Regions from separate parts of the Homo sapiens genome. Here region 1 is linked to region 2. The links are chromatin loops, found by intact Hi-C in ENCODE. Cell type or tissue: prostate gland. All regions are shown on one strand. Links, peaks and the distances in the headings refer to the core of each region. The heading gives the core; the rest is flanking DNA. Region 1 overlaps APP (amyloid beta precursor protein). Region 2 overlaps APP (amyloid beta precursor protein).

What was found. Hi-C counts contacts between places; a loop is a spot of excess contacts. Peaks named below come from ENCODE experiments on the same cell type or tissue, not always from the same donor. Only the 100,000 strongest peaks of a DNase experiment are listed, where the experiment ranks them.
Region 1: it touches region 2 in a loop (4-fold over the local background); 3 of 110 quality-filtered maps call a loop at or near these places.

Annotation. Positions count from the first base shown.
Region 1 is chr21:26,060,042-26,076,573 of GRCh38, forward strand. The region is part of intron 3 of APP (amyloid beta precursor protein); the gene reads right to left. Among named protein-coding and RNA genes, the nearest start is that of APP, 100 kb to the right of the region's middle. In prostate gland, for the core only: no CTCF peak of the experiment used is centred there; no DNase peak of the experiment used is centred there.
Region 2 is chr21:26,119,262-26,135,793 of GRCh38, forward strand. The region is part of intron 1 of APP (amyloid beta precursor protein); the gene reads right to left. LOC124900466 (a long non-coding RNA gene) reads right to left here. Exons shown (of 2, transcript XR_007067829.1): 2 at 3,445-3,721. Among named protein-coding and RNA genes, the nearest start is that of APP, 43 kb to the right of the region's middle. In prostate gland, for the core only: no CTCF peak of the experiment used is centred there; a DNase peak (open chromatin) is centred at 8,900; H3K4me3 peaks cover 471 bases; H3K27ac peaks cover 605 bases.

The sequences.
Region 1 (16,532 bases), core at 3,045-7,044, 63 kb before region 2:
GTTGCTCAATAAATTATATTAATAGTATCCTTCTCCCCAGTATCTATCTCATCAACCACAGTAGTTTCTCATAATAATAATCATAGTAATCAAAACAGCAACAGCTACTCTTCATCATTCACTAATCACCTATTTCGCACCTACTGAAGACACTGGGGTTTTATATGTTCATTGCACCATCACCACCTACTTGTAGCCCCACAGAGATGACATGGTACTGTTTTACATGTGAGTACTGCTTATGATGGGGTGAATACATGACAGCAATCAACACAGCGGGGTGGAGTCCCTACGACTGGAGAAGCAGAGAATCTGAGTGATCAACTCTTTCAACTCTTGCACCGAGTGCTGGTCCTGGCTGGGAGGGGGTGTTTCCTAAATCCCCTCTTGCAGCCACTGTCCTTTATCCACTAACTCTTCACTGCATACTTACAATTATGTCTCAGTGCTAAGAATACAGCAGTGAACAAAACAGATAAAACGATATATGATCCTAGCGGGGAAGCGATAAAAAATACAGATAAAAATACAGTGTCTGTTGGATGGTAATAAATGTTACATAGATAAAGCAGAGAAAGGGGTGGTTTGTTTGTTTTTTCTGAGGGGTGAAATTTTAAATAGGGTGGTCAGGGAATGCCTACTTGAAAATATGACATTTCAGTGAAGACTTGAGGAAGTGAGGGAACAAAGTATTCAGAATCAAAGGGAAGAATATTCTAGCCAGAGGAAGCAACAAGTATTACACAAAGTCTTGAGGCAGATGCATGCCTGGTGAACTCACAGAAGAACAAGGAGATCAGTGCTGTCGTGGAGGAATGATGTGGAAGAGATCAGTGGGCAAGCGAGTGAGTGACAGCCAGGACAGGACAGGGACAGCTGACTGCACGGGGCCTTAAACATTGTCCAACTCTGGCCAGTACTCAGAGTAATGCTGGAAGGCTCTGGGGTGGTTTTCTAAGCTAATTATTCTTGCCCTAGGGGGTCAAGACTAGAAGTGAGAAGACCAGGAAGGGGGCTCTGGCATTAATCCAGGTGGGAGATGACAATGACTTGGACCAGGATGAGAGCAGTAGAGGTGGTGCGTGTTCTCAGATTCTGGATGTCGTCTGAAGGTCAGATCTAAATAATCAAATAGAAAGGAGTCAAGAATCTAGCTTGTTTCTATTCCAACAGCTAGAAGATGCTTTATACTGAAGATGATGGAAAAGTCTGGACAAGACTTTCCTAATTTTTCTGTGTAGATGTGTAGACAGGTAGAACTTTTGAGAATTATGTACTTACTAACTTGTATACACTAGATATGTGTATATGAAAATGACAGCTACAGATAAATGTTTTCTTAAGTGATTTTTTATTTTACCATTTCAGACTCTTACTCCACAAATTTTTTTGTCTTGAATGTGCTCATTATATGCTATCTTTTGTAACTTTCACATTAACAAATAGGCTGGGAAAATTTTCCTGGGAGGCATCTGTACTCAAGAGACGGGACGATTACTTCACAGAAACAGCCAAACATTTCTCAACAAACTTTCCATGTGATAAAACTGTTATGGTTTTAGCTTCAGAGTGTGGGCAGTTACTGGGTTCTCAAAGAGGACATGAGGGTGAATTACACATCCTTTTAAAAAGTGGCTGTTGCCGTCACCAGCATTTCACTGTAACTATTACCGGATAATAGTGAGAACTGACAGATGGGATTCTTCAGATGAGAACTATTTGCCAGATGGTAGGAACTAAATGGATCAAGATAAGCAAAAAGGCAAAAGAAGTGAAAACTAAAAGTTTTACCTAAATCATCTCTCCAACTTTTCCAAGTGCACAGATCCAGCCTCACATACGTACCATATACACACACAGATGGCAGAGTGAGTATAAGACAGAATAGTGCTGGCCGGGAGTGGTGGCTCATGCCTGTAATCCCAGCACTTTGGGAGGCCGAGGTGGATCACAAGGTCAGGAGTTTGAAACCAGCCTGGCCAATATGGTGACACTCCGTCTCTACTAAAAATACAAAAATTAGCTGAGCATGTTGGCGCGCACCTATAGTCCCAGCTACTCGGGAGGCTGAGGCCGAAGAATCTCCCGAACCAGGGAGGCGGAGGTTGCAGTGAGCCAAGATCACACCACTGCACTCCAGCATGGGTGACAGAGCGAGACTCTGTCTCAAAAAACAAACAAACAAACAAACACACACACACACACACACACACACACAGAATAGTGTTTAACCCAGGCTCTGAATAACACTGGTCTTAAAATAATAAAAATAGTGCAAAGGATTTACTTTAAAAAAGAGAAAAGAAAAAAAAAACCACGGGAACAAAATAAGTATTTATGGCCAGGCATGGTGGCTCACACCTATAATCCCAGCAATTTGGGAGGCCGAGGCAAGTGGATCACCTGAGGTCAGGAGTTCGAGACCAGCCTGGCTAACATGGTGAAACCCCGTCTCTACTAAAAATACAAAATTAGCTGGGCATGGTGGCGGGTGCCTGTAATCTTAGCTACTCGGGAGGCTGGGGCAGGAGAATCGCCTGAGCCGGGGAAGCAGAGGTTGCAGTGGGCTGAGATTGTGTCATTGCACTCCAGCCTGGGTGACAGAGGGAGACTCTGTCTCAAATAAATAAATAAATAAATAAATAAATAAATATTTGTTAGCAGTCTTGCAGCTTTTAAAAAGATCCATATAGGTGTGGGTTAACAAATTTTTTTATATTTTTTATTTTTTATTTTTTTAAGAAAGAGTCTTACTCTGTCTCCCAGGCTGGAGTGCAATGGCACGATCACAGCTCACTGCAGCCTTGACTTCCTGGGCTCAGGTGATCCTCCCACCTCAGCTTCTCGGGTAGCTGGGACTACAGGCACATGCTACCATGACCAGCAATTTTTTTGTATTTTTAGTAGACATGGGGTTATGCCATGTTGCCCAGGCTGGTCTCAAATTCCTGGGCTCAAGCAATCCACCTGCCTCAGCCTCCCAAAGTATTGGGATTACAGGCATGAGCCACTGTACCCAGCCTGGGTTAACAATTCTGATACGGCTACGCACATATACTGAAACTGAACAATTAAGTACATAGATGGTGGATGGAGTGAGAATTTATACATAACCAAGGAGGAGAGATATAGTGTCCATGTGGTAATACGTTAGAGTAGGAAACATCCGGATGAACTTGTATTTAGCTTAATATAGACTAGATATTATAGCTTAATATAAATACAACTAGTTAGCTATAGAAATATTTATAGATCTGCATAACATAAGGGTGAACATGGACAAATACATTGCCTTGCTCTATCAACTGAGAAGTCTTAAAAGCAAAGAAACTCCAGTGGCAACGAGCATCCTTAACATCCAGATTTTAATACTATTCTCCAATAACATTACTCTCCAATAAAAGGAACAAGGGCTCCTTGGAGGAACAGCTGATTCTAGGATTAGGGCTGAAAATATGCAAGATGAGACTGCAGCATCTTGTAAGAAAAAAAAAAAAGAGGCTATGTCAAATGAGCATAGGAACCAAGTGAAAGGGCTTCTAATAGCTAAAGCCGGAATAATTTGAGCAATAAAAATTATGAAGTAGTGCTGGATTAGAAATCAAAGTACAATGTAAATATCCATGAGTCTAAATGACTGAATGAATGAATACATAAATAGGAAAAAAGAGACAAATCTCCTGCGCAGAAGAATTCCAAATAATTTATGTAGATACTCTGCCCTCAAGAAAATGAAGCATAATTCTCTGCTCCTTAATTGTGGGCTGTGCAAACTGACTTCCTTCCAAAGAGTAGAGCACATAAAGTGGGAAGAAGAGTAATTTTCAAGTGGAGAAACTCAACAACCACCACCTGAGCCAGGTGATCAAGGTCAATGCCAACAGGGCTGTATCATGTTGATAAACACGTACCCTTGATATGATGTGATGAAATGGGCATTTTACCTCTGTGGTCTTCCTTCTTAAAACCAATAACCCCAGGCAAAGCATGAGAAAATTCCCACAGAGGGGAATCCTACAAATTATCTGACCAATACAAAACCTTTAAGGTTATTAAAAAACTAGAGAAGTATAAAGAAACTGTCATAGCCAAGAGGAAAGGAGGCTATGGAGACCTGACAATTAAATATAATGCGCCTTCCTGGATGGCATCCTGGAACACAGAAAGGACATTAGACAAAAACTAAGGACATCTGAATAAAGTATAGACTTTAGTTAATAACCATGTATCAAAATTGGTTTACTGACTGCAACAAATGTACCATATTAATATAAGATGTTAACAATAGGGAAAACTGGATGCAAAGCCTATGGGAACTCTCTGGACTATCCTCTCAATTTTCCTGTAAATTTAAAACTGTTGTAAAATATAAAGTCTATTTTAAAAAAATTTAATGGCTTGATATAAAAGTTCACATAATAAGGTGTCATGCCAAACTCCTACTGACTGCAATGTGGATGGCACCAGGTTCAAGAGCCAGAAGAGGCCCAGAGCTAGTGAACCGTATGTCTCATAGGGTTTTACTGGGGGCTTGCATACAGGGTAGAGAGTCCAGTGGTGGTGGGTTGGACAGAGGAACCGCAGCCGCTTGCAAAAGGCATGTGGTCTCTACAGCATTCTCATTTAACACCCTCCCCCTAACAATCTCCACCTGGCAACTTCCACTTAACTCATAACAAAGGGTCTCAATCCCCGGCGAGGCCCATGTTCCACAGAAGGAGATGAGGGCTCAGATGTTCCTTACAGATAAGGAATGGCTCTCTGGGTTAGCCACTCCTGGATTTCTTTGTTGTTGTTTTTTTGTTTTGGGTTTTGTTGTTGCTGTTGTTTGAAACAGAGTCTCATTCTGTCGCCCAGGCTGGAGTGCACTGGCGTGATCTTGGCTCACTGCAACCTCCACCTCCCGGGTTCAAGCAATTCTCCTGCCTCAGCCTCCAAAGTAGCTGGGACTACAGGCCTGCGCCACCACGCCCAGCTGGTTTTTGTATTTTTAGTAGAGACGGGGTTTTGCCACATTGGCCAGGCTGGTCTTGGACTTCCGACCTCAAATGATCCACCTGCCTCGGCCTCCCAAAGTGCTGGGATTACAGGCACCGGCCACCCCGCCCGGCCCACTCCCGGATTTCTTAACTCAGAACTCAGAATCAGGTGCACCTGCCACACAGGATCATTGTCAGGGCATGTTCAAGTCAAGTGATCCCTGTCAGGTGCATCTACCATACATAGAGGCATACCTATTTGATTCCACATCAACATTCTAGCCTTCAAAAAAAAGTCTATAAAATTATTGTAGTTGAAAAGAACTAGAATTAAAAAGAGCTTACCAACTCAGGCATCTCATCTGTGGTATCTATTAATAACTAGACAGCGCTTGGTTTGACTTTTTTTTAGAAAAAAATATAAGTAATGTGGCATTTAAATTTTTTAAAAATTCAAGAATTTCAAAATTATCACATATATACCGAAAATTCTTTGCTTTCCAAATTTAACCTTGTCTTAGGAATGTAAACTAACTGGTCAGAGAATTCATTCCCCTTTACAAATGAGGAATCTTGAGCCTGATGAGGTTTGCACAAAGCTAATGACAGAGGTGGGCTCAACTCTGAAAACCGACTCTCATTCCAATGTTCAGGACCCCAAGAAATGTTACAGTAGTCTTACTAATTTTGAATGACAGCTTCCTCATTAACCAACCCAAGATAAGTTATAGGTGCTTTTTTGTTGCCTCTTTTTGACTGCACTATTAGTCATATCTTGATTTTATCAATAACAGGACTTCTTGTTACAAGTATTTAATAATTCCAACATTCGTTAAAAGATGGAATTGTAAGAGTAATAGTTGTTAAAGCTTTCCAGATTAGGGGTTTTCAAACTCAAACCATGCTTCAAAATCACCTGGGATCCTGATCAGTCTGCAGATTCATCTTCTCCCTAGCTCCACAGCCTAGATCTGATTTACGTGTTCTGGGACGCGCCTGAAAACAGACCTTCCCAGGGTGGCTCTGCTTCAGGTGGCTCATGGATCACACTTTGAGAAATGATATTTGGAGCAGGGCTTCTCAAGCTTTACAGTGCCTATGAATCACCTGGGGGCCTTGTTAAAATGCAGGTTTTGATTGGACAAGTCTAGGGTGGGACTGAGTCTGCTTTTCTAACAAGCTCCCAAGTGATGTGATTCAGCTGTTCCTTCCGGCAGTAAGGGTCTACTTAAGATAACCCATTACAACTAATCTCATTAAGGTTTTTAAAAATTTTAAGTTACAAGTTATTGCTTTGTAAGACACTCTTTGCTTACCCACTTTTAATTATACAGTTTAGTGTTAAGTAGATTCATATCGTTGTACAACCATCACTACCTTCCATCTCCAGAACTGTTTTCATCTTGCTAAACTAAAACCCTGCACACCATTAAACAACTCCCCATTCCCCCACCTCCACTCCCCATTCCCCCACCTCCACTCCCCATTCCCCCACCTCCAGAACCTGGAAACCACCATTCTGTTTTCCATCTTTTTGAATTTGACTCTTCAAATTCAAAAAGGTACCGCATATAAGTAGAATCAAGTATCTGTCTTTTGGTGACTAGCTTGCTGTGTCCTTTTAAAAAATAAAAATTTTCATGCTTCTCTTCCATAAACCTGCATCTCATCCTATAGATTTGTCACTTTTGGCACCAACTTAAGGACTGAGCGCCTTTTCACACATCCCTAAGAGCCAAGCTGCTCCTGGTTCGCCTTTTGTTTAATTATAGAAGTTACAAAATAAGGTAGAAAGAGTTCTAGATTTGAAAACAACACAATGACTCAAGCAGATCAAGTGATTTCCAAATATTAAAAGGTGATATGATAAATGCCTCCTGGCCAGAGAGGTGCACATAGGGTGAGAGACAAGAATAAAAATTAAAACTTAACATAATTTGATAAGAGATCATCTCTGCTACTGCTGAGTATTACTAAATACCATTCTATGCAGGTCCATGTAGGATACAAAAGAACCGAGATATAGTTCTGGACCAAAACAGCTTGGAGCAGCTTTGTCTCACAGAAATATAATAGAGGCCACATATCTAATTTAAAATTTCCTGTAGCCACATTAACATAAAAAGGTAAAAAGAAACAGGTAAAATTAATTTTATTAATATATTTTAACCCAGTACATCCTAAATTTCATCATTTCAACATGCAATCAATGTAAATAATTATCATTAAGACATTCTACATTTGTTTTTTTCTCCCAGACTAACTTTTTAATATCTGGTGGGTTTTTTATACTCACAGCATAGTTTGGACTAGCCAGGTTTCAAATATTCAATGGCCATGGGTGGCTAGTGGCCACCGTTGGGCAAGACAGACTTAGCATCAGATTTTAGAGATCAATAATATATTTCAAGGAGTAGTGACTTGAATGTGGACAGGTTGGGGTTATGGGAGAAAATCTAAAGCCAAAGACACAAACCTAGGCAGAGAAACCATAATAAGCTTGAATACACTGAGACTGCAGTACACCATTTTATGCGCTATGCTATCTTAACGCATACATTTTAGTCAATGGGAGGCATATCACTAGGATTCTATGTTACCATCATTAACCCTATTGATCAGCAAACTGCTCATCTCCCCCCATTTCTCTTGTTGCAGTTCTCATATCATAAATTGTATTTATAGGTGTGTGATTAATTCTAATACAGAAATTAATTTAAGGTTTCCTTTAGACTTGAACCTACTTTAGCTTAGTTCAGTCCTCTGTATCCCGAGAGATGAGCTGAAAAAGCAGATATAGTAGAGATAATTCTAAATTCCCTACTTTGTTTCTTCAAAATATAGGTATTCTCACTGGTTGCTTTCTCCTAACACTTTCCTTTCTTTCTGCCTTATTTAAAAAAAAAAAACAAAAAACTCAAAGCCTGATAGATTTTAGAGACGCAATTAATTAAGGTTATATACGGGGCTTTTTAAAAACCACATAATTGCCGACAAAATACCAACCAGGTTGGTGTTCCGTGAGGCAAAAGAACCACAAGTCATTACCAAAACCTTAACTCATATGGGAAGGTAAAAATATACAGCATGCTGTTTTCACATACCATACTCAGAAAGCCATGTGCGAGGGAGGCTATAATCAAGACAGGAAGAGGCATTTTCACAGATAACTTCTTAACGGGGTTGTAGACTGTCACTCTCACGCCCCTCACTTGTTCTTTCCAACCTATTACCATCTGGCCTTGCTCCAACAATCTGCAACTCTTCTTTCAAGGTCAAGAACAACAAATGCCATCAGTCTCTTCTCAGCCCTCCAGTTCTCTGACTACTCTGCCACATTCTCTTTTTTTTTTTTTTTTTAAAGAGACGGGGATACCCTCTGTCAACCAGGCTGGAGTGCAGTGCTGTGATCATAGCTCACTGCAGCCTCCTGGGCTCAGACAACCTTCCTGTCTCAGCCTTCCAAGTAGCCGGGACTACCGGCACATGCCAACATGCCTGGCTAATTTTTTTTTTAATTATTTTTTGTAGAGACAGGGGTCTCGCCACGTTGCCCAAGCTGATCTCAAACTCCTGGCCTCAAGCAACTCTCCTAGCTTCAGCCTCCCAATTTGCTGGGATTCTAGGCATGGGCCACTGAACTTGGCCCACTTTTCTTCTTTAAATTCAATCTTCTCCAGTTTCCACCAATCTATCTCAAGCCAATCATTCTTTCCCTCTCATTGGCTCCTCTTTTCATAATTCTGATTATAAAGTAAGGCTCTGTCTTCTACTCTTCTTGCTTTCTCACTCAGACATATCATCCATGCCTAAGGGTCAACAGCCTCCTCCACTCTTTCAATTCTGACCTTTCACTTAGCATTCCCAGTCGCTTGCTGCATGCTTCCAATTGCAGGGTATTAATTACTTTTAGCAAATGTACTAGAATCAAGTGCCCAACTGATTATCAAATTCCGGAAGTGTACCCAAAGGACAATGACTAATTCCTCATTGGGTCAAAGTCTTTCCTATGTGGAAGCAAGAGAAAGGAACAGAACTAACACTGAACATTGTGAGGAGCCCAAAACATGACTCCTGCTGAACACATTCTATTTGGTTGTAGAACCCAACCAATATAGGCCCCGTTGATCGATTTCCCCACAACAAGAGGAGGTCATAAAAATCATGCTTCCACTTTCTCAATAGATACTTATCGCTCATGAATGTCTGTGAATCAGAAGACCATGGGACTATAACTCTACTCCACTCAAACTCTCCATACTCCCAAAGCTGGACCTCATGGTCCTCAGATCATGTAATACTCAGACACAGCACTCCAGTAAACCACTTTCTGGCCAGAAACTCATCCTTCCCATAGTTCCTCTCCCTTCCATCCACTACAGCTTGTTCATCATGATCCTGAGGTCCTGGATGCTGCAGCACTCTCTGCAGTTATCAGGGGAGGCTTCACTGCCTTCAGTTCATTTCCCTGCCAGCCTGGTCTAGGACCCTCAGCACACACACTCATCACTGCACATATCACCAACGACCACCCACATGCTTTTGATGCCCAGGCTCATTTGGTCCAGCCTATTTCTCTCCTAAGTGTGAGACTCAATAAATACACAACCACCCCACTGTGCTCTTCAAGAGCTTATTAACTGCCTCTTTTAGATTCTCCTGGGTATAGTCCAGACTTAAAATGCCTCACTTTGGGAGACAATGTAATTTAACCATTGGAGGAACAAATGTTGGTCTATATATTTCAGGCATTTTCCAAATAAAAACCTCCAAGAAAAAGCAAACTTGTATCTTAAAAGATGCAGAACTATTTAGGGCAAAAAGTACACAGAGAATGAGAAAGAAAAAAGATGTCACTGCATTTAACAAAAGAGTTAACAATATTGTTAACAATAACAAGAGTTAGCCATGAAGTAATTAGGATATAGTACTTGAAACTGGCACCACCTTTTACCAGGCATTACAATATTGCTATGAGTTCACAAAGCTCTGTTAGAGCAGAGGAAAAAGAAGGATTTGAATTCTGTCACTGTACTAGCAACACCACCTAGGGATGAGGAAGACAATATCTAATAGAATAACAAATAAAGTAAGTATACATGATTCATCAAGCTCTTCAATAAAAATGTATTTTAGAATTTATCAACATCCCTTTTGAATCATGTTTCAAAAATCACACAATCTGTTCAAACACGGATAGACCCCCAGATAAATCAGAATCTCTCTCTCTGTTACCACGCCTCTGTGGACTTAGAAATCACCACTTAGATTTGTAAACAAGGCTTAGTTTCATTATTGTAAATCAATTTGGCAGGACTTATCACTCCACAGAGAGCTGAAATAATTGAATTTCTGGACTTCTAAGGAAGAAGGTTTAAGTACATTAAGGCTTCCAAAAGGAAGATCACCAACTCTTCTTTAGCAGAAAATGCCCCTGGAGAATTTTGAACCATTTCTTGATCTAGTGGCAACTGGATGTTATCAGTGGCAACTAAGGTATCTGTCTACACCTGCTGAGGCTCACAAGTAAAAACTAAAAAGTACTGTGAATCTCTGTGATAATGGAGCGTAAAGCTACCACTTAAGTCTTTATTACTAGTAAGTAACGGATTTTAAGAAAAAAAGAGATACTCAAATCTATCTATAGATAACCAAAAAACCAAACAAAACACCCAGAAAAATCTAAGGTTGAAGAACATATATAATTTGAGACTTTTGAAACAAAACACCCAGAAAAATCTAAGGTTGAAGAACATGTATAATTTGAGACTTCTGATCAGAGCCTTCCTCAATAATGTAAGTTTAAAAACTATTACCAAAGTGACAAGATCCCATGTCAGATAGCAGAATGAGAACAAGGCTACTCTTCAACTTAGTCATCCTCTTTTATCACTACAACTTCAATCATAGATGTAAATGGAAATTTCTGCTTCCTTTGCTACTTTTCTGCTTGACTGAATTTTATAATGAAAAACGTCTGTTCCTTCCAGGCAGAGCACGAGTGTCATTCAAATTGTACACACCAGGCAAAGAGTGAATGCATTTGTTTAGATGCAAAAATCATTTAAATATGTGTCATTATAGGCTGCAGCACATTTGCGGATTCGGCAGTTTAAAATTCTCTTAAGCAATAAAGCAAGGCATCAAATGAAAGTGCACTCAGGCTTCAAACATCTTCAGACTATGTTTTCCTGTTTGCACACAGCGAGCCCCGCCTTCCTTTCCTGACCCCACTCAAACAGAAAGCAGTGGAACCATGCCCTAGCCCATCCTATTACCCCAAACGTCTTCCAGGTCAGCAATCCAAAGTCACGTGAAAGCTCCATCTTCAGTTTCCCTCTCCAGGGAGCAAATATTTTGAAGAGCAAGCATTCCAAGCAAGCAGAAACTCAGCCTTTAAATCAAACTAAGCTTAAAAGTAAGGTCCTGCCGCACACAGAAGGCAACAGAAAAGTGTCTGAAGAGATAGCTCCCATTTTATATTTAACATTTAGAAATGAGAAAACTGTGTGTGATTAATGCTTATAATTAGAGGGGGTTAACCCTTATTTCAAATAATGTAGTTCCTGTCTTTCATTTAAAATTATAAAGATGACTAAAATGTACATGAAAGGAAAATTACAGTTAGGATCTGCTGTGTTTTAACCCAGAACTGTGGTTTTTTGAAGAAAATGCTGGAAAAGATTCTGATTTGGTAAGAATATCTGGATATGAGAATCTTCTAAGAAAGGTGATTTACCATTTTCAGGCCAAAGGCAGAGAGTTTCTAACAATGATAAAATTAACAGGCTGTAGGATCTTCATTCTCTAAGCTTCAGGTGACCCTTTTAATGACTAAATAAAGTGTGTACTCAAGGTCACCCACGAGGAAGAAAAAGGTCAGTTCCCTCTCTTGAGGGACCCCCTCCCCACTCACGCTATTACACAGCAATTCTAGAGATTCACTTCATTTTTGGTTTATGTTCAAACTGTCTGGATATTTCAGGGCCTTCGCTTTTAAGTTTCCATAATAGGGCAGTTGACTATTTATATAAGTCCCTGGAAAATGTGTATTTTTAACGTCATCTAGAGTAGGCCACCTTTGGGGGAAAACAGCTAATGGGTTAAAAAGCCAACTGGTGTACCAAGTATGTACAAAAGACATCTTTTATAACAGTTCTCACGTGCAAAAGAACATTCATTAAGTATAACAATAAATAACAGGCAATATGTGCATTTTTCCAGACCCTAAGCACTTGATAAAGCCATATTGTCATTTTACACTCATTTTTAGTAGCTGTTTAATTGGTATTCCTGTATAGGACAGTTTTGTAGGTTTCCGGATTATTTCACATTCTCTTCTTCCTAGTTATAAATTTTGGTACAACTGTAAGCTCTCCTCACACTGTAATAATTACATTGCTGAGACCACATCTGTTTTTTTAAAAAAGATATTTTGCAAAAAATATATTTAAGTTGAAGTATCTGAAATACTTTTCAACGTCAAACTTTGAGAGGATTATGCTTAATTATATATCTTCACATCTTTAAATTGTTAAAAATGAATGCATAAATATTTCCTAGGGATTTATGCTTGATTCATTTGATTCTTACATACTAGTTGTTATTTACCGGCAGAGAAAGCAAAAGCAAAAAAAAAGAAAGCAAAAACAACAAAAATAGTTGATTCTGGTGCTAGTCCAGAATCAGGTTGATTTCTGCATCAATAGCAGGGTTTCTACATTAAATTCATTCAAATTTAATTAGTTCTCTGCATAAAATCAAGGGTCTAGGAGAATTTAATAAAAGCTGAAAACAATCCTATCCTTTGCCTGAAACAGATTTTTATCCCAAATGGTACTCAGCAATAAGCCAACAGAGAAAAATGGAATAACAGACATATGCCATGTTCACGAGTTCTCTGTTTAACCTAAGAAGTCTGAATTTGCCATTTTTTGATAAGGAACTGGTGTACATCTTAGAAGAAATATTCCATTGAGTCTGAATTCTTGGTGGAGCACCCGCAGAAAGAGAACCAGTAAATAGTATGTATGAGGCCTGGCCTGGACATAATGACTCAGGAATCATCAATGCAGGCCTCTGAAAAACCACTGCACTTATGAGATCTCCTAGCAAGTATGTGTTGTGTGAGAAAATGGACAACCCCAGGGTACTCCTATTAAACACTGATATTTAGAATTTCTGAATTCTGATTCTAAATATTTTGCAATATTTGGAATTTCTGAATCCTAAATATTGCAAAAGGTGGCGCGGGGAGGACGGGGAAGGGAGCCTGAAAGGAAAATGGAGGACAGCAGAAAGAAAATCAGAAGCAGCAGAATGACATCAGTGTGGGGAGAATGCACCCATCAACCGATGCCACTGAGAGACTGTGGAGGACACAACAGTGCCCAGTGAGTCCGACAACCAGAATGATAGCAAAGAGCTCATTCCCTGGAGCTCAAGGAACAGATGCCTGATAACAGGTGACTGTGGAGGGAACTGGAGGTTACGAAGATCACACAGGAACTTCTGACTACCATATAAAGAAGCATATCTGTGAAGAGACAGAGCGAGGGTGGAAGTTAAAGGAATACACAGAGTTGAATGACTGGAGTGAGGGATCAGGGAGCTCTAAAGAAGAGGAAAAATATGAGAAGGCTAAATACTATTGAGATGTGAAATTAAATACAGGGTCAGTAGGCCAAGGGTCTTTATGAAGTCAAAGATCAGATACAATGAGAGTAAAGGACCTACTGAAGAAGCTGTGTGCACAGATGCCCAGGAATTCAGACTCACCTAAGAATTTAGAACAAAGGTGGAAAAAGAAAACTAAGCTCAAATTATTTAAATAGTACAACAGGGTAACTTCTTGACATACTGAACATGAGCCTATTCATGTTAAATATGCTTGGAGAATATCATTAGTCCATGGCTTACAATCAATTCTAAGCTTTCAAGAAAGCAAGAGCTACAGGACCTATTCATAAAAATATAGCAACATTGGGAAACTAATTATCTTCCCAGCTGATAAAGATACCATCCAATAAATAGGGGGATCTTCAGTGACATCCAAACCTTCAAAAAATATATTTTAAAATGTTATACCACGTTCTCGGAAGGTAGTTAACACTAAAAAAGATTTGGGGGAACTGAAGCTGAGTAATATTCTTGAAAATACAGGTACCTAATCAATAAATAAAGAGAATGCCCCCCAAATTTTTCATGGCATGAAAATACTTAAAGGTTTAAGAGGGGAGTACCTACATCTATTAATACACCAAACACCTACTGAAACGCCACATTCATGTAATCACTTAATAAAGACATTAAAATAGGATGACAGGAGTTCATGTTTAGCATTTATAAATAGTATCCTAACCTTTAAGGTACAACATAAGAATCTGAAATTTCTAAAATCTATTATCACTGAATAATATTTAGAAGCAGATTTCTGTGAAAATTAATTCTTAAGGCCAGGCGTGGTGGCTCACGCCTGTAATTCCAGCACTAGGCCGAGGCGGGCAGATCTGTTGAGGTCAGGAGATCGAGACCATCGTGGGCAACATGGTGAAACCCCCTCTCTACTAAAAATACAAAAATTAGCCAGGCATGATGGCGTGTGCCTGTAGTCCTAGCTACTTGGGTGGCTGAGGCAAGAGAATCGCTTGAACCCGGGAGGCGGAGGTTGCAGTGAGCAGAGATTGCGTCACTGCACTCCAGCCTGGGTGACAGAGAGACTGTGTCTCACAAAAAAAAAAAAATCTTTATCATTAGCCTTAAAAACTAAGGACAATGAAACTATTATAAATGAATCTAATGGTATGTTTTATCTCTAAACACAGATGCCTCTGATACACTGACTTTTTACTAGACATGTGTAGGATAGGTTTAACCCTATTTCTGGAGTTGAATGTTCTTTTTATTAAGATCCAAAGACACTTGGTTTCTTCTCTTCTGAGATCCCTATGTTACTTCTTGGTTGTTACATAAAACCTGCTCTTCCTTTGTTGATCAATAAGGAGTAAGTAAAGTAAATGATTTTGCCATAATCTCAGAAATTCTTTTAGGCATGTGAAATTGCTGCTCCACATCTTCTGTCTTTCTAATGTTTGGGCTATTCTTTCTTTTCCCTTTCCTTTTCCAATATTTGGCTACATCCTCAATTCATTCATTAAATCTATATATTTATTAAATATGTACTATGTACCAGACATGTTCAAGCTCTGGGAATATTTCAGTGAATTGACAAAAGTCTCAATTATCGAAGAGCTTACATTTTGAACAAAAAGCAATTATTTCCCAATGTTTGAGCACCGCAGGAAAGGGTTAACCATCAGCATCATGCACTACTTATTCACAATATAGCTGCACAATTATTGTTTCCTCTTATCAGGCCCTCAAAGCCACTGATTATAATACTTTGTCCCAACCTATTACCCTACAAGTTTGCTAGTAAAATTCGAAGATGACCAGGAGCTATTTGCAGGATACTACAGGCTATGAAAGTATTACTCCAGAGTATAATCAGTTTTTTCCCCAATCCAATTGTATCATCTATTAAAAGAGCTAACATAATAAAAAGCTATATCCTGATGCCCAGAATTTACAGCGTAACAAGGACTAAGAAAGCAGGTATCTTAGAGGTAACTTTAGCCTATTAATGACATGTGCAGTACAAATAAAACCACATTGAATGTACAGATATTTTTCTGGACATCGAATAAGAGAAATAATCAAATGAATTAATGTCTGTCCAAATCAAAAATCTCTACAAGTGTTCCAACTTTAATGAACCAACTTAGTTCTATTCTAATTTTCTATTATTATTTCTCAAGGCTACCAACACAAACTACTTTCCCTGGAACATCCCCATGAATATATTTATTTATTTATTGTTTAATTTTTTTTGAGACGGAGTTTCGCTCTTGTCATCCAGGCTGGCGTGCAGTGGCGCGATCTCGGCTCACTGCAATCTCCGCTTCCCGGTTTCAAGTGATTCTCCTGCCTCAGCCTCCTGAGTAGCTGGGATTACAGGCGCCCATCACCATGCCTGGCTAATTTTTGTACTTTTAGTAGAGACGGGGTTTCACTATGTTGGCCAGGCTGGTCTCCAACTCCTAACCTCAGGTGATCTGCCCACCTCGGCCTCCCAAAGTGCTGGGATTACAGGTGTGAGCTACCACGCCCAGGCCCCATAAACATTTTTAAATCTACACCTCTTCATTTTCTTTACGTATCCCTCAGGATCCACATCATGGGTCTACTTTCTTTCAAACAACTTTTACCATATGCTCCAGCTCACACTACCATCTCCCTACCTCCTATGCTCACAACAACCCCTCATATGACTTACATTAAAAAGTTTACAATTATTAATTAGGATTGGAAGTTTCCAACAGATTTGTAGTCAGGAGAGACTATTCAGGGAACATGAGTCTAGTTTTGATCACATTGAGTTTGAAGTTCCTGAACAAACACGTGTCACTAAAGGAGTGAAGATAAACATGCTTCTAGAGTAAAAACAATCACAAGTACAAACCTCTACAACATCTTACACAGGGAAATTCAGCC
Region 2 (16,532 bases), core at 7,144-11,143:
TGGCAGTACTATTTTGCATGTCTTTGTTACTGGCTTTTAAAAAAATTACTTTTAGAGCAAGTAAAACGGGAAGCAAACCCACAGCTTAAATGTCTAATTTGCATTTCTCAAATTTAAATCACTAGATGTTAATATCTACTAACCTCTGGTAGTTTCCTCTTTAAGAAATCTCTCCTGAAATGCAAACACAAATTTCTCCAAAGTTAGTTCTTTCCTTAAATCTAATGCAGCCAACTGAATCTGCAAAGTAGAAGTCCAAATCTCCCAATGTTCCAACTACTAATGTTTATCAACCCTTACTTTATTTAATGTGTATTTTCTAGTTTTTCAACAGTTGACATATACCTACCTATGTACATATACACATGTATATATACCTGCTATACAGCTACTTGTATGGTATGTAGTGGGAGTGCTAGAATGAACACACACACACACACACACATATACACACAGTTTAAGAGCTCAATTTGCACAAATCTCAAATGCTGGTACTTTGCTAAGATCTCATTCTAGAATTAGTGCATTTAAGTCCATGTTGCTAACAAGGTGGAGGACTTGGTAACTGGGCTCCTCAGAGAGAGTGGTTTGAATGGCATTCACTGAAATAAATTTGATAGTAACAAATAAATGATTTTCCAGTATGGCTTCTACTTGTTCTGACAGCTAGGACAGATTAGCACCCAGCACAGAATACAACAAAGAAAAATCAAAATCTATTATTCCTCTTCATTTTTGGTACAAGAGATATTCTACATATATTCAATTTCTAAATTTCTACTGTTTTATATCAAATGTAGCCAAGCTAAGCCGGGATCAGCTGACCCTTGAGCTTGTGGGCTATAATAAATGGTTATTGTTCTAAGCCACTAAATTTTGGAGTGAGTTTGTGGCTTTGCAGCATTTTTGTGGCAAAAGAAATTAACACAGTCATGTATTTGATAGGAATAACTAAAATACTAAGTGATAGAATCAAGGCATAGATTGTTTCAGAAGGTAGAAACTTTCTCAAGTTGCCTTTTTTTAGGCAGCTGGGAGTACAGGCCCATACCACCATACCTGGCTAATTTTTCTGTAGAGACAAGGTCTCAGTATGTTGCCGAGGCTGGTCTCAACTTCCTGGCCTCAAGTGTTCCTCCTGCCTTGGTCTCCTAAAGTGCTGGGATTACAGAACTGGTCACCATGCCTGGCCATAAATATTTTATATTTAATGTATTATGTAAGGTAGGATCAGTTATGGCTTATGATCTATACACTTTGGGTTGTCCTAGAATTGGAAAGAATCTGAGCAGAGGCAAATAGAATGATACTGTAAACACATGTACTGAAGCTTTTAAGGAGATGGTAATCAATCTTTGCAATCTTTAGATCTGATTGATTTTGTGAGCTTCTTTTCTCCTACATTTTTTAGACCTCTGCAAATGATAAACAATTTGTACAAAGGCATAGTTTTTAAAAAAAATTAAACATATTTTGTTTACACAATATATTTCTAAAAGGAAATATTTCAAATCTGAAAGCAATCTAATGCTATTAAATAGACCCCGTTCCTGCTCATACCTCACATGTGGCTATGTGAATACAAAAATCTTATAATTATACTTCTCCCAGCAAAGGACATGCAAATTTCATCACCAAACATTCATGCTACTGCAATCACACTCCATCAAGCCATATGTGTTGAAATCTGTGTAACAAAAGCAGTGAGGGCTCTTGCCACACGTAGGCTCCCGCCCAGCCCTCTCCGGGAGGTAGGTATGTATGCAGAGAAGAGAGTGGGCTGAGAAATGGAATTCTGGCATGTTGGGTCAAGCAGACTGATCATGTGACACTCGCACTGAGATCCTACCAAATTTCACCATGTGGCAGAGTCAGCACCAAACAAATCCCAAAGTTAAAGCCTCAGTTATCACCTGGGTTTTGCTGCATAGACCTAGCCAAATATGTGTAAGAGTTATGAGCTCTAGACATAATTTATTTTATTGCCCTGAAATAGAGTATCCCCACATAATTTGCAAGTTTAATTGCAATTATATTCCTGGGGGTCACTCCTCATACCTGCACAGTTAGGATATTGCCAGGTTATTCATGGTACCTCACACAACACCTGGCAGTTATACACAGATCCTCATCTTTTTTTTTTGGAGACGGAGTCTCACTCTGTCGCCCAGGCTGGAGTGCAGTAGCGTGATCTCAGCTCACTGCAACCTCCACTTCCCTGGTTCAAGCGATTCTCCTGCCTCAGCCTCCTGAGTAGCTGGGATTACAGGCGCGCGTCACCACACCCGGCTAATTTTTGTATTTTTAGTAGAGATGGGGTTTCATCATGTTGGTCAGGCTGATCTCGAACTCCTGACCTCGTGAGCCACCGCGCCTGGCCTTACAGATCCTCATCTTTTATGCAATATCATATTCATCACTAAATAACGACACAGCATAAAAATGAACTTTTACTTTATCAGTGGTACTTTACAGCACTACAGTGAGTTTTCTAGAGTTTAAGGCTTACGCTAATATGCTTAATGCACAAGTAAGTGCAAACTTAACAGGTTTCTTTCTGGTTCTTTTATTTTTCCCCTCTATTTCTTCTCATTGACCCACTGCAATGTTGACCCACTCGGAACGTAGAGCATGGGCAAAAAAAAGAACCAAGAGACCATTAGAGAAGAGAATAAGTCTTTGAAAAGCTGCAGGTGGGAATATAATGGAAAACAAGATTCCAGAAGAGGTAGTGGGTCTACCATTTAACTAGAACATGCCCAGTAGAGCCATACTGATAAATCTGCATCTTAGAGTTGCTGATATACTTGGACAAGGGGAAAAAGAAGCATATTCCTCTATCCTTTGTCAGCCCAGAAATTTATCCCAACCCTATTTTCCTATACAGTTTCTACCAGCTTTCAGGCGTCAGGCCATTGTAAAACCAACATAGGTGGAGAGGGCAATTCAGGCTAGGATGGGGAGAGGTAGTTAGCGGGATTTCCAGTTCTGGGCTATAGTGAGGGAGTCAGTATACACTGCTGAGTCTGGTACATACATTCCACATTGTCCATACCCTTTAATATCTTTACAATTTCTAATACCAAAGTGGTATGAAAATACTAATGAAGTTAAAGACCCTTACCAAAATGCTAATTTTCCAGGTTAAGTTATCATATTGTCTTCAATGTGCATTAAAATCTCAGAGCAGCTATCGGGGGATAAGGAGAGTGAGTACCCACTAAGCTTGGAGGCCAGCTAAACTCTCTAGAAAGTCATTTCCATCTGACTTCCCACCAGCATGAGGCAGAGCAGTTCAGAGCATTTTTCAAGTGAGTCGGCCTGCCGTTACCAATGCCAAATTTAAAGCACTTATATGTTTTATCACAAGCCCATGAGCTTGTGATTTCATAAAATGGTACTAACTGGTCCTTGCCATGAGTAAATTCAAGTAACACGTATGAAGAAGATTTTAATAAAATTTTTTATTAGAAGATTTTAATAAAATTTTTTTATTAAAAGATTTTAATAAAATTTTTTATTTTATTAAAAGATTTCTTAAAGGTCATTAACGCAAGTCATATTAGAAGAGATCACAGGCAAGTAGACAAAAAGAATTTACTCCGTGAAAGCTCACTGAAACAGGAATTCGGATATTTGACATTTACTTTTGTTCTTGTCTCTCATATGTACACATCAAAGCACACACATTCACATGGATGTAAAGATAGTAAGAGGCCACCTGCAATCAGAACAAGTGAGATTATAAATAAGTATATTATATAAGAATCCAAGACAAGAATTCCTTACTTTTAAGGAAAGGGCATCAGAGATTTATGATCTTAGACCTTTACCTTTCTATTTTTAGCAGATTTACAGAAATATTGCAGGAACAGAACATGAAGTCACTTATTTTTGATAAGCACAAAGGATATTTACATTATATCGTCTGGTTTATTTCCTTTCAAAGTGTCATAACATTTACTCATCAGCCTTTACTGTGTGCTTATAACTCTCATACTGTTGTGGTTTTATTACTAGGATTTTTGGTCTAGGAGAAAGCTGCTTTACAAACATAATAGAAATTCAGTGAGAATATTAACTTGACATAAAAACCCAAGATAATTTTCAAACAGCATTCTTGTTCATTGTTCAAATTGTATTCTGTTAACTTATTTAGTTTAAGCCAAGATTACTTCTTTTCCTGCAGACTTGGAACACTAAAGAATACTCCAGGTTTAAATTCCAGGTTATTTGCTTGATAAGCCTGGGTAGATTGTCCTTCTTAAATAACTTACACCAAAGCACTATCAAAGAAGCTCTCCCTTTGTAGAGCCCTCAGATTCACAGAAGGAATTTTTCGAATTGCCATTTCTATAGGAATAAAGGCTATCAGGAACCACAATACTAGGAGAAAATAATTCTGAAGGGGAGGTAGCAGTGAAGACTCTTATTTCTATTTTCTTGACTATATTTATAAAAAATTGTTGCCGAAAGAACAGAAGACCAAGAGCCAAAAATCACACTGCAGTCTTACTCTTGGATGTAATGTTACTATCAGTTTCAGTGACACAACATCAGAGGCAATCTGATATTGACAATGGTAAAAATATGCAGACGCCAATATTAGGAGGGTGCAGTTAGTTGACAGTAGAGCCTATAAGTATTCATCTAAGTTTTCTCTGTTTGAAGAGAAGAAAAGAGAACATCAAACATTTCTAGTATATAGAGCAAGGATTCCTAATCTTTTTTTTTTTTTAATGTGCAAACAAGACAAAAGTTACTTCACTGTCTAGGGGTTATTCCCTACTCTTTAGCACTGGCCTGACTCTCTCACTCCCACATATAAGCATTCAATAAATACTTATGCCAACAATTAAGAAACACCTGGCATGAAAAATAATAACAGTAATAAACTAGAAGGTAGAAAATGTAATTATTGACAAAGGTGTGGAACAATACAAAATAAATTCCACTTTAGATACCTGTGAAATTTTTTATTGTGGCACCAGGAGAGTAATTTCCTAACAGAGAAAAGAAAACATAGCATCCACACCTCTGTCTTTACCAATTCCTAAATACCAGCTACAGTTCAACTTGTCCACGGACTTCAGGCTCCTCCTAGAAAACAAGAAGGCTTAAAAAGCAAGACAACCTATTAGCTATGTTGCTCAATAAATTTCAATGTTAATTTCCTAATTCTTTGATAACACATTCCTGAACTCCTTTGTAATTCAGGCAACATTTTAAAAATCAGATGATCTAACTGGACTCCAAGAATTACATAAACAGTGTGAGCAGTGAGACTTCGAATGTGCAATCAACTATTTTTTTAATCCTGCTGCTAAAAGCCTTCAGTAGCACAGAACTGGTTGTCAGAGATTTCAGTGTAACCTAACACCTAACGTGAATGACTGCTGTACAAAAATACAGCTGAAAATACTATGAGGAAGAGATAGAAACGGATTGTTGATGGCTAAGCAAAACAGCAAATGCTGATGGTTATCAAACACATGCCGTTCCCACTCTACACAGATAAGATTTCAAAGCTGTTTGAGTCCTAGGTTAAGTTTTGGGCAAGTTCTGGCTTGATGCCTTATATTCAGATAAACATTTTCCAGGCAGTGAACATATTCAAAGTTGGGGACAGTGGGGTAACCCGAAAACATTCCTGACCTTGATGGACAGATAATCCAATGGTGGAGACACAAATAAGGCCAAATTGGCTAACCAAAGGTGCTGGAGTGTTAATGCAGAGGTCTGGCAAGGGTACACCGAAGAGCTCTCAGGAAAGAGTGACTGGTTTGACTTGGAGAAGGAGAAGGAAGGCAGACCAAAGATCAGAGCAGAAAACATGCCCAGGCTGAGTATGGGTCGGACAGGAAGCATGAAAGGTAGCACAAGGCTAGCGTCCAAATGACCTTGAATTTGTAATAAACGTGTGAAGTCACTGGGAGCTGCTGCCACATTCCAAAGCAAGCAAGAGCAGCATCCCACCAGTGTATGAGGAGGATGCGGGGGCCCCAGGACAACTTTCGTGGGCCTCTTTCTCTCTTAAAAAAACATTAAAAGCTATATTTTAGGGCTCTGTTGATTGGTATAAAGACAACTCTAAGTCAGGCTGGATTCATTATTGTATATTCATGATTATTATCTTGTTCTTTATTTTTCCTTCTGATTTTAAAAGAAATTAAACATTTTTGAGGGCTCCTAAAGGTACTGCACAGCCAAGACTACGGTCTGACTGGAAGCACCAGGAGTAACAGGAGGCAGTAAACAGGAGTGGAGGTAGGGAAGATTCTAAGGCTTGTAAATTTCAAGGATGAGCACATTCGGTGCGGTGTTTAGGGGGTGAGTCTAGAGTGCTTTCATGGCCAAGGTCAACAGGCATTATTAGAGTGCACCAGGCTACAGAATGTGAGTTTGTCCTGACGGGGGTGGGGGAGAAAAAGAAGGAAAACAATCACTACCTCCCTGATTTATTAGCAAACATCCCATTCTGTCTAGCCCCACATCACATCAGGAGTTCTAAGAGTCAATCTGGCAGAGCAATTCATCTACGTTTCATTGCCTTGAGTGATGGGAACTTATTTTAATTTTCAAAACTAGCATATGTTTAACAGACTTGTGCAGAGCTGCCTATGTGACCTGGGGAAAAAATTATCTGGACTCTCACCATGCAGATTATCAGCTTGAATTGCTAATGCATTCCTTACCCCCGACGGATGTCTTTTTGACATGTCTACAGAGGAATAAGCCCTAAAACACAGAAATAACAAACTGTACAATCTATATCTCGCCCTTGGGCAGGAGGGGTATTGCACTGTGTGGGAAAGATTTACATTCTACCAAAAAATCTAAGCAAAGAGTATTTACATAAGCACAAAAATTTTTTCACAAACTTGTTCAAATAAACTAAGAGAAGAACACAACTGTGATCGCAAAACAGATAACATCACATAGATTCTGGCTTCTGACTTTACTGCTGTTGTTCATAGCATGTAATTCTAGATAATAAGAATTTTAGGTAATTAGAATAGAAGTGCCTCTTCAGATGTGCTAAAATGTTACGTGCATGGCTGTTTCTAAAGAGGGAATAATGTTGGTGTACACCTAACGCTAACCAACTGTGCCCTAATGAAGGTAAATCCCCAAATATCCATAACACTCACTTTGTTTTCTGTGTACGGCCAATCTCCAGTCAAGAGCTCCTTTACCCTGACACTAGTCTCACCCATGTTGTTCAGCTATGCAGTGGTTCTCCAACAGGGTAAGCTTGTTAACTACATGGGTCCTAGGCCACTTTGCTTTTTGAGCCCTATGAACTGTTTCTAGGTAGAGGTTCAAAGTTCTTGGCAAAGATGATTGTCACGACTTGGGTGGTGCTACTGGCATCTATCTAGTAGGTAGAAGCTAGGGATGTTACTAAACATCCTACAATGTACAGGCAGCCTCCGCTGTAGGCCCTCCCCCACCCAACATAAACAATTATTTGGCTCAAAATGTCAGTAATTCCCAGGTTGAAAACTCCAACCTAAGCCTTTACTTAGGGGGAAAGAGTCATGTCTTACTGTTCTCTGTATTTCTATTTGTTCACAGAACAAAATTAGCATTCAAATATTGGTTGAACCAAACAGAGTTTCCACTCAAAACATAATTAATCCAACTGACATCATATAAAACAATAACTATGTAAACTGTAAATCCTACAAAATACAGCCTCCCTTCCACAGAAGCAAAAAAAAAAAACGTTAATTTTTAAAAGGTAGTTGGTGTATCAAAAGTTATTAACATTAAGCAAGATAACCCCTTCAACTCAAGATTACAGAAGATTGCCCCATAATTATTTCATATAAAATGATCAAAAATAATTTTATTGTATTAACTCCCTGTGGGTCAATTTATAATAGTAATCTTTTAATTAAGAAATCTTGAGGGTTAATTATCCAGCTTTCATTTAAAAAAAAAAAATGAGGTGGTAACTATTTCTGGGCAAAGTTCACCAGGAAGCAAGACAATGCACTCATAACTAGGGTTCCAAGACCAAGCAAGCCAGTCAGAATCTCTCTGTAGGTAAAGACTTTCAAATTCTAGCCAATCATTTCATAATGAACAACTTAGACAAACGGAGAAAAGGCTTAAAAACTGGAATCTCTTTGAATAATGTATTAACTCTACTGGAATAACAAATATATACTAATAGGTTACATAAATCAAAAGCCCTATGAAAATATATAACTAAAAAAATTATTGCTAGAAACCTCTCTATGTCTTGTATCTGCAACTATGAACAGGGTCTAATCCATCACTGTCTATATCTCTAGAGACCTCAGGGGACTTACAGCTGGGTCAGGGTCACTGTAGGAACTGGCTGAAGGGACCCACACATGAAAGTACCAATATGATCTTTGGAATCAAAAGGCAAAAGTCAATTCTGTATTTAGTAATTACCAGCTGTTTGGAGAAAGCCAGTTAACTTTACCTCTTGATTTCCTTTATCTCTCAAATGGACATAGTAACATCCCACCTCACAGGATATTATGAGGATTAAAATGCAGTAATATACATAAAATGGAGAGTAAGCACTTTAAGAGCTAATCATATTGTCTCAACTTGTATCTAGCAGGAAGAGGGAAAAGAAAAGAAAACTAAAATGAGCACGTTCGTAAGACATCTGGGGAGCCTGAACTGATGAATACACAGCATTTGAAATCTCCTGCGAGCTATCCCTACAAAGATACCTGCTATTTATTCAGGAACCCTGAGAGAGGATTTCCTGCACTAAAGAAAATGCTGACTATATAACCACATATGACACACTGGTTTAAAGAATGTCTTATGCCATTTAAAATAGACAATCTTTCCTTGTTTATCTGCAAGACGTCTGCCTGCCAAGTTGTCTCTAAAAGAGACAAACTGGTAACGACACTGCAACACGTGTGTCGTCAACCCCAGCTACACGCTCAGTGTGGCAGATCTGACTCACCAAGTCTACATAGTATTTTTAAACTATCTAAGATATTTTAACTCATGCAGTTTAATGGCAATTTTAGCTCTTTTCAGAATGTCTGATATAAGGTTCATGAAGTCCACTCTGACAATTTACTATCCGTGAATCACAATGATTCTAAACAGAGCTAAGAAGCAAATTTCAAGATATTAAATTTTTTTGGTTCATTTCTTTAGCCACAGTATTAAATTTGTTTCTACACAGAACTTCTCTTGTGTAAGAAATTTGTTATTGCATGCTTATACCACTAAGTTATTAAATATATCACTAGTAATGTATACTCAAAATGGCCCAGTGAGGTTTAAGACATTCGTTTCGAAGTATGAATAAATGCCTCATTTCATATCTAATTCAGTGTTCTCAAAAACAGTTTTCAGAAAATGTCAACAGTTATTACCTGGGAGTGGGGAGAATTCTGTCATAAAACACATATGGGAAATGGATCATTCAAGATGGATACTGGAGGCTTTTGAAAAAAAAAACCGTAATAATGAAGTCAGTTTAACTTTTTTAAAACCAAGGTTTCCCAAAATGTATTTGACCGTGGGCCACTTCCATTGTGACACATTTAACATGCTTGGAACTGAATTTGAAAAATGTACTAAGAGATTTGAAATGGATGATCAAGCAAAACTTAACCAGATCATTCTGAGTGAAACAAAATAAACAAAACCAAAAGAAGCCTTAAAGGGAACAAAAGCAGGAGTGTTACCAAGCTCCTGCAGAAATGATGATTATAATAACACATCAGATTTGGCTCTAGGCAAAATAATTACATGACATGAAGAATTGAGAGCAAGAAAAGAGAGGATTAGAATGAAGGAGTGTTTCCAAAGGCCTAAAATATTTCAGAAGCAAATCATGAGCATTCAGAAAATGCCAAAAGGGTACAAGTCAAGAATTTTATAAGGTCCCAATGCAGTGTAAAATTCCAGGTCTTGGACAGGCACCATGGCTCACGCCTGTAATCCCAGCACTTTGGGAAGCCGAGGCAGGTGGATCATGAGGTTAGGAGTTCAAGACCAGCCTGGCCAAGATGGTGAAACCCCGTCTCTACTAAAAATACAAAAATTAGCCATGCGTGGTGGCAGCTGCCTGTAATCCCAGCTACTCAGGAGGCTGAAGCAGAGAATTGCTTGAACCCGGGAGGCAGAGGTTGCAGTGAGCTGAGATCACACCATGTATTCCAGCCTGGGTGACAGAGTGAGACTCCGTTTCAAAAAAAAAAAAAAATTTCAGGTCTTAGGTCTTTTAAACTATACAGGTGAACTAAATCATGGTGGTTTGTTCCAAACTAAGTTAAATTTTCACTTAGCGATATAAACGTGAGATGGCTAATGACAAGCAGATGCACAAATTTTATCACATCCCTGGATTCCTAAATTGCATTTGTGAAATTCAATAAAGTGACACGAAGTATAGACAATAAGTGAATAAGAACTAAGAACAGAAAAAGTAGAAGACATGGATATCTGCAGCAAAGCCCACACCCGAGGGGAGAAAAACATTAGTGCTGTTGTTTCCATGATACGAGCACAGGTTCCTACACTGATTTCACAATAAAAAATACAAATTACTTCTAATTTTCCCATTTTCACACAAGTGAAAGAGAGTTCAGCCCAATTTCTGAATTAAATTTTCCTTCCTATAGAGGGAAGGTCTTTAGAAAATCTTTACAAAATAGTACTACACATGCCTTGTGATATTAGGGTGATACGGTGATAAATTAAAAGCAACAGGTAATTAATATGATTAATGTAATACCCAGAGAACTTCACTATTTCTTAAATGTTTTCCTGAGATGTTATATTGAAACGTTGTGCTAAATGTCATTACATAAAATGTTGAGCATCACACAACAGCTGACAAACTAACCTTCCAAAAAGAAAGGAATAGATGGTCATTCACACGAAGGTTACATTTTACAAACAAAACTGGACACACAATACCATTCTGTGATGTTTAAGATACAACAAAACATGTACTGCTTTTTTAAAAATTGCTGTAATGAGGCTCTCACAGTTATTCACGTTTTATTTAGCTACAAGTTTTAAGATATCTGTGAAAGAAAACTTCTTTGTTTTAAGTTCTTGTTTGAAGATCACCAAGCTTCTATAGTGTCTCTCTGAAGTGGTGACACGCTGACTTCCAGGCACAAGCCAGGCACAAGAGAAGCTCTGCAGGAAACAGCAAGGCCACTCTCCATAAGGAGACAGGCTTGGCCATGACAACTGTGGCTTAGAGCTGAGGAGCACAGCAACTCACAACTAATGTCTTTGAATTTTAGGTACCAGCACTGAGAATCAAGTTCCTTTCCATGTTTTAAGAAACTAATAAAATCCTCAAGAAGACCTGTTTTAGATATTCATGACATTTCCTAAGGCATTCTATAATGTTAAAATACTTAGAAATGACTCAACCATTTGGCTAAGCTTACGCTAAGGGCAAATTCCTGTTTCTAGATGCGTCAGGTCTGGACAGCACCAATATGTGAGCTTCAACACCCAGAGACTTGACTTCTATTTAGCAATTTATATTTTTAGTAGTAGCCTTCCCTTCCTTCCTTCCTTACTATCACAGAAAAGAACAAAGAAAAAAAAATTCTGCTTCAAAAGCCAAAGAGTTCACTACTAAGAATAAATTCTATTATCTTCCTTAGACTATGCCTATTACTGGGTAATATAAATATATGTTGTTGGTCAGATGCAGTGGCTCCCGCCTGTAATCCCAGCACTTTGGGAGGCCGAGGCAGGTGGATCACGTGAGGTCGGGAGTTCGAGACCAGCCTGACCAACATGGAGAAACCCCTTCTCTACTAAAAATATAAAATTAGCTGGGCGTGGTGGCACTCACCCGTAATCCCAGCTACTCAGGAGGCTGAGGCAGGAGAATCGCTTGAACCCAGGAGGCGGAGGTTGCGGTGAGCCAAGATCGCACCACTGCACTCCGGCCCAGGTAACAAGAGCGAAACGCCACCTCAAAAAATAAATAAATAAATAAATAAATTAATTAATTAATTTAAAAAAAAAGGTCTGTTGTCAATGAAGTAGTGAAAAGGCCCGTAAAACAAAACACTTCATTATTTACCAAAGGAGCACCGAGGTTTTCCAGCGAAATGCAACCATTTTATTGTTCACAGTGATTCTATAAACGTTTTTCCTTTAAGACAATTGCGCATAGAGCAATACACTCAGTCAGTCACTCATATATTTGTTGGCTCTTTTTACTAAGCCAAAACAAAGATTATTAAACTCTTATTAGAGACAACAACAGTGTAATGGAGGCATGCTTAAATAAGGGAAATAAGAAAATTTATACTATACTGAGTATAATTTAAGCATTGATAGCCAAATGACCAATACGGCAATACTTGAGAAATGTCCAGTCATAAGAAGCTCCTCTGAACGATAAAGCCAAACTTACTGACAACTGACTTGAACTAATACCTAATTCAAGTCATCTGAGAGATCTAACCAACTGTTCTCATCAGTGAGAAACATTATATGTTATCTATTGCACAATATGACTGAAAGATAGTCATGTCTTGAATCTCAAATCTTCAGAATGATAAACCACAAAACTCTACTTTGACACCTAATGTATACAGATGAATGTCTGTCTACTTCCTACTGGAATCGTGATAGTTGAATTAAGATTTTTTTTTTTTTCACTCAGATCCTGTTTTCTTAAATAAGGAAAAACAATAATAAACTTACCATATTAAACAACTAAAAATCAGTTGTCCATAGATGACAAATGTGATACAATCTAGCTGTCACTAGATAAAAGGTTAATTTTGTAAACAGAGTCAGTTAAAAAAATAAACAAAAAAATAAGCAATTTAAGATAAAAGTACTTTGGCATGGTGAGACATTACACTCACTGGGGCCAGGAGTTCAAGGCTGTAGTTTGCTATGATCGAGCCTGTGAATAGCTACTGCACTCCAGCCTCACATAGGGAGACCCTATCTCTTTAAAAAAGAAAAAAGTGATGTCTCAAATATGGTGTTTGGGACTCACTAAAAATAACTAAATTTAAGGGGGAAAGATTAAATTGGTATTATATATGCCATATGCTTAAATTCTGATTTTAGCTCAACCTTATAATTAAATCTGTACTTTGCACCCATTAGACATTTCAGCAAACTGAAGTTCATTCAAATCAAAATCTACAAAAAGAACAAGATCCCAAGGCACTGAATTAGACTTTTAATATTCAAGATGTAAAATAGGCACTCTTTTAAGAAATTACTTTTAGTTCTCCTCTACCTTTAAAAAAAAGTTTCTCTCCTACTCGTGAACTAATTCAGAACTTTACATTTCTGTTACACAGCATATGATTTCTGCTTTATTACTTGGATATCTGTTTAGTATTCACAACATATATGTATCTCCATTAAGCCCAGAATTCTTTGACAGATGGTCTCACCCAAAGAACTCATAAATACTTGATTACTTCAACTTAGTTTGCAAAAATTAAAAAATCAGTAAATTATGTTACAGACTATAGTATTTTGAGTGTTAAAATCACTTCTAAAGAACACCATCACAACAGAACCCTAAATTCAGAATCGGGTTGACATGGTCTAAGAAAGTGAATAAACGGGTAAGTGATCTTCCTAGTGCATCATATTCTACACTAAAAATTCACCATTTATACTTCATTTCTGAAACTCAATGTCAAAGAGAAGATTAAAAATCTGGGGGCTGGGCACAGTGGCTCATGCCTGTAATCACAGCACTTAGGGAGGCATGGGTGGGTAGATCCCTGAGCTCAGGAGTTGGAGACCAGCCTGGGCAACATGGCAAAACCCCGTCTCTAAAAAAAGATACAAAAATTAGCTGGGCATGGTGGTGCATGCCTGTAGTCCCAGCTACTTAGGAGGCTGTGGAGGGAGGATCGCTTGAGCCCAGCAGGTCAAGGCTGCAGTCAGCCAAGATTGTGCCACTGCACTCCAGCAGAGTAAAACCCTGCCCCATCTCTCAAAGACAAAACAAAACAAAACATCTGACAGTTCCTGAGTAATCGGCAGCCTACGTAAGGAACCTATTAATACTGCATATGCAATTTTTATTAACACACTTGCCAATATCCTCATTTTAGGACTAGTCTAATGTTTGTATGATGCCAGACTAATTTTGAATGTCTGAATTATTCACAATTACTAGGAAGACAAATCATTAGACTATGGATTCAGTCTACAATCTTATTCTATATCTTTTGGCTATGTTAACTGATTAACAACTAGAATAGGCCGGGCGCGGTGGCTCATGCCTGTAATCCCAGCACTTTGGGAGGCCGAGGCGGGTGGGATCATGAGGTCAGGAGTTGAAGACCAGCCTGGCCAAGATGGTGAAACCTCATCTCTACTAAAAATACAAAAACTACAGCACGCTTGTAATCCCAGCTACTCGGGAGGCTGAGGCAGGAGAATCGCTTGAACCTGAGGGGCAGAGGTTGCAGTGAGCCGAGATCGCACCACTGCACTCCAGCCTGGGCGACAGAGCGAGACTCTGTCTCAGAAACAAAACAAAACAAATAACTGGAATAAAGAAAACAGTTCCCTGTCCGTATCAAACCAATCAGAACCAATATAAGAAAATGCTCTTCCACCAAAATACAGATTTGATATGGTTGACCAGATAATACATTTCTCTTCCTGGCCCTAATCTAGAACTTAACTTGGTTGTGACTTTGATTTCTGACATTTACAAAATGGCATTCAGTCCTTTATAACCCATTGACTTCGCTTATGTTGAAATTCCTTTGCAGGAGTTTCCAAACATGTTAAAGTACAGCATTTGGAGGAGAAGCAATGTTTGCCTCCTGGACTCAAGCGATCTTCCCACTCAGCCTCCTGAGTAGCTGGAACCACAGGTGCACACCACCACTCCCAGCTATATTTGTAGAGATGAGGTCTCCCTATGTTGCCCAGGCTCATGACAAGGAATACTGCATGCCAATAATGGATGCCAGCTGAGTGTCCTCTAATTCAACTGGATTCTGACACTGTACTTGGAGATTACACATCCCACAGGCTGAGGGCTCAGTACCACAAAACTCCCCCAACTTCAGATGTCAATCACAAGCCCCAGGTTGTAGCCTGTGCTTCTGACCAACTGGCTACCATTCCCCAGACCCCTTACTTCGTTTTGATTCATTGCTGGAGCACCTTCAGAGAACTAAGAGAAATACTTGCTTACATTCACCCATTTATTTTAAAGGATATTACAAAGGACACACAGATGAACAGCCAGATGGAAGAGATGCACGGGGTGAGGTGCGGCTGAAGAGAAAACGAGATTCCATGCCCTTTCCTGACATCCAACCCTCCAGGAACCTCCATGTGTTCAGCTATCTGGAAGTTCCCAGAACGCGGTCCTTCAGGGTTGTTAAGAAAGCTTCATTATGTAGGTATCATTGATCATTAGTTTATCAACTCAAACTTCAGCTCCTGGAGGTTGGGGAGGGTGACTGAAAGTCCTAACCCTCTAATCACATGGTAGGTTACCCAGCCACCAGTCATCTCATTAGCATATAAGACCTTCTTAGCACTGGAGATTCCAAGGATTTTAGGAGCTAAATGTCAGGAAACATATACATCAGGAAGACCAAATAGATGCCACAGTATCACATGACCATTTTCTTGGAGTCAAGATATTTGTTCTTCCTTAAAACTTCGATGTTTCTAAATATCCAAGGTATCCACATAAGGTTAAAAATAAACTTCTCACCACTCCACTTGTCATTTAAAATCATCCAACATTTTAACATTTCATCAAATCTCTATATCTATACAATAGTGCCCATCTCTTCATGTTTTTAAGAGCCCTGTCCTCACACTATTCTTAGTGAATAGACAGCAAGAGATATTATTCCCTTCTTACAATTATGCTCTGTGCATAATAAGATAGCAAGCCAAAGATAAAGCCAGGATTAGAAGTACTTTCTTAAATTGAGAGCTTATCAGAAGGTAAAGCTGGCTAACATGATTATCTATGTAACAGCACCAGACCTTCTCACTTCGAAATTCAAGACATCTCCAACCACTCAGAAAGGGTATGGGGGTTGAAAACAGCCACATTATATGCACGACTTCTATAACTTAAAGATAGCCAAGTTCATATCAAACTAAGTTATTGAATTTTATATCACTTTCTAACAAGTAATCATAGAACCATGACAAAACATACAAAATACAGAAGTTTTCTCCTTGACTTGGTGCAAATTCAATCCAATTACTCCACAGACCTCTTTTATTTTAGTCACTCAAACTTTGATTTTTCATTTCCTTAGTCGTACATTAGGACAAATGCAAATTATATACAGAAGGCAGCACATTTAGCCTTATTATCTCAAACTCATTCCTAAGCAAGTACATCTGCCTGGATGGTGAGGCCTCCATCAGAGGTTAAATGCAAGCCCTAGCTGGAAAGTTACTGGAAGGGCATGTGTCCTACCTGCCTTTCTCTCTCATCATCCCAGATCTTTATCTCCCCAATGTCACCACATTAGGAGTGTTTTGCATATAAATCAAAACGA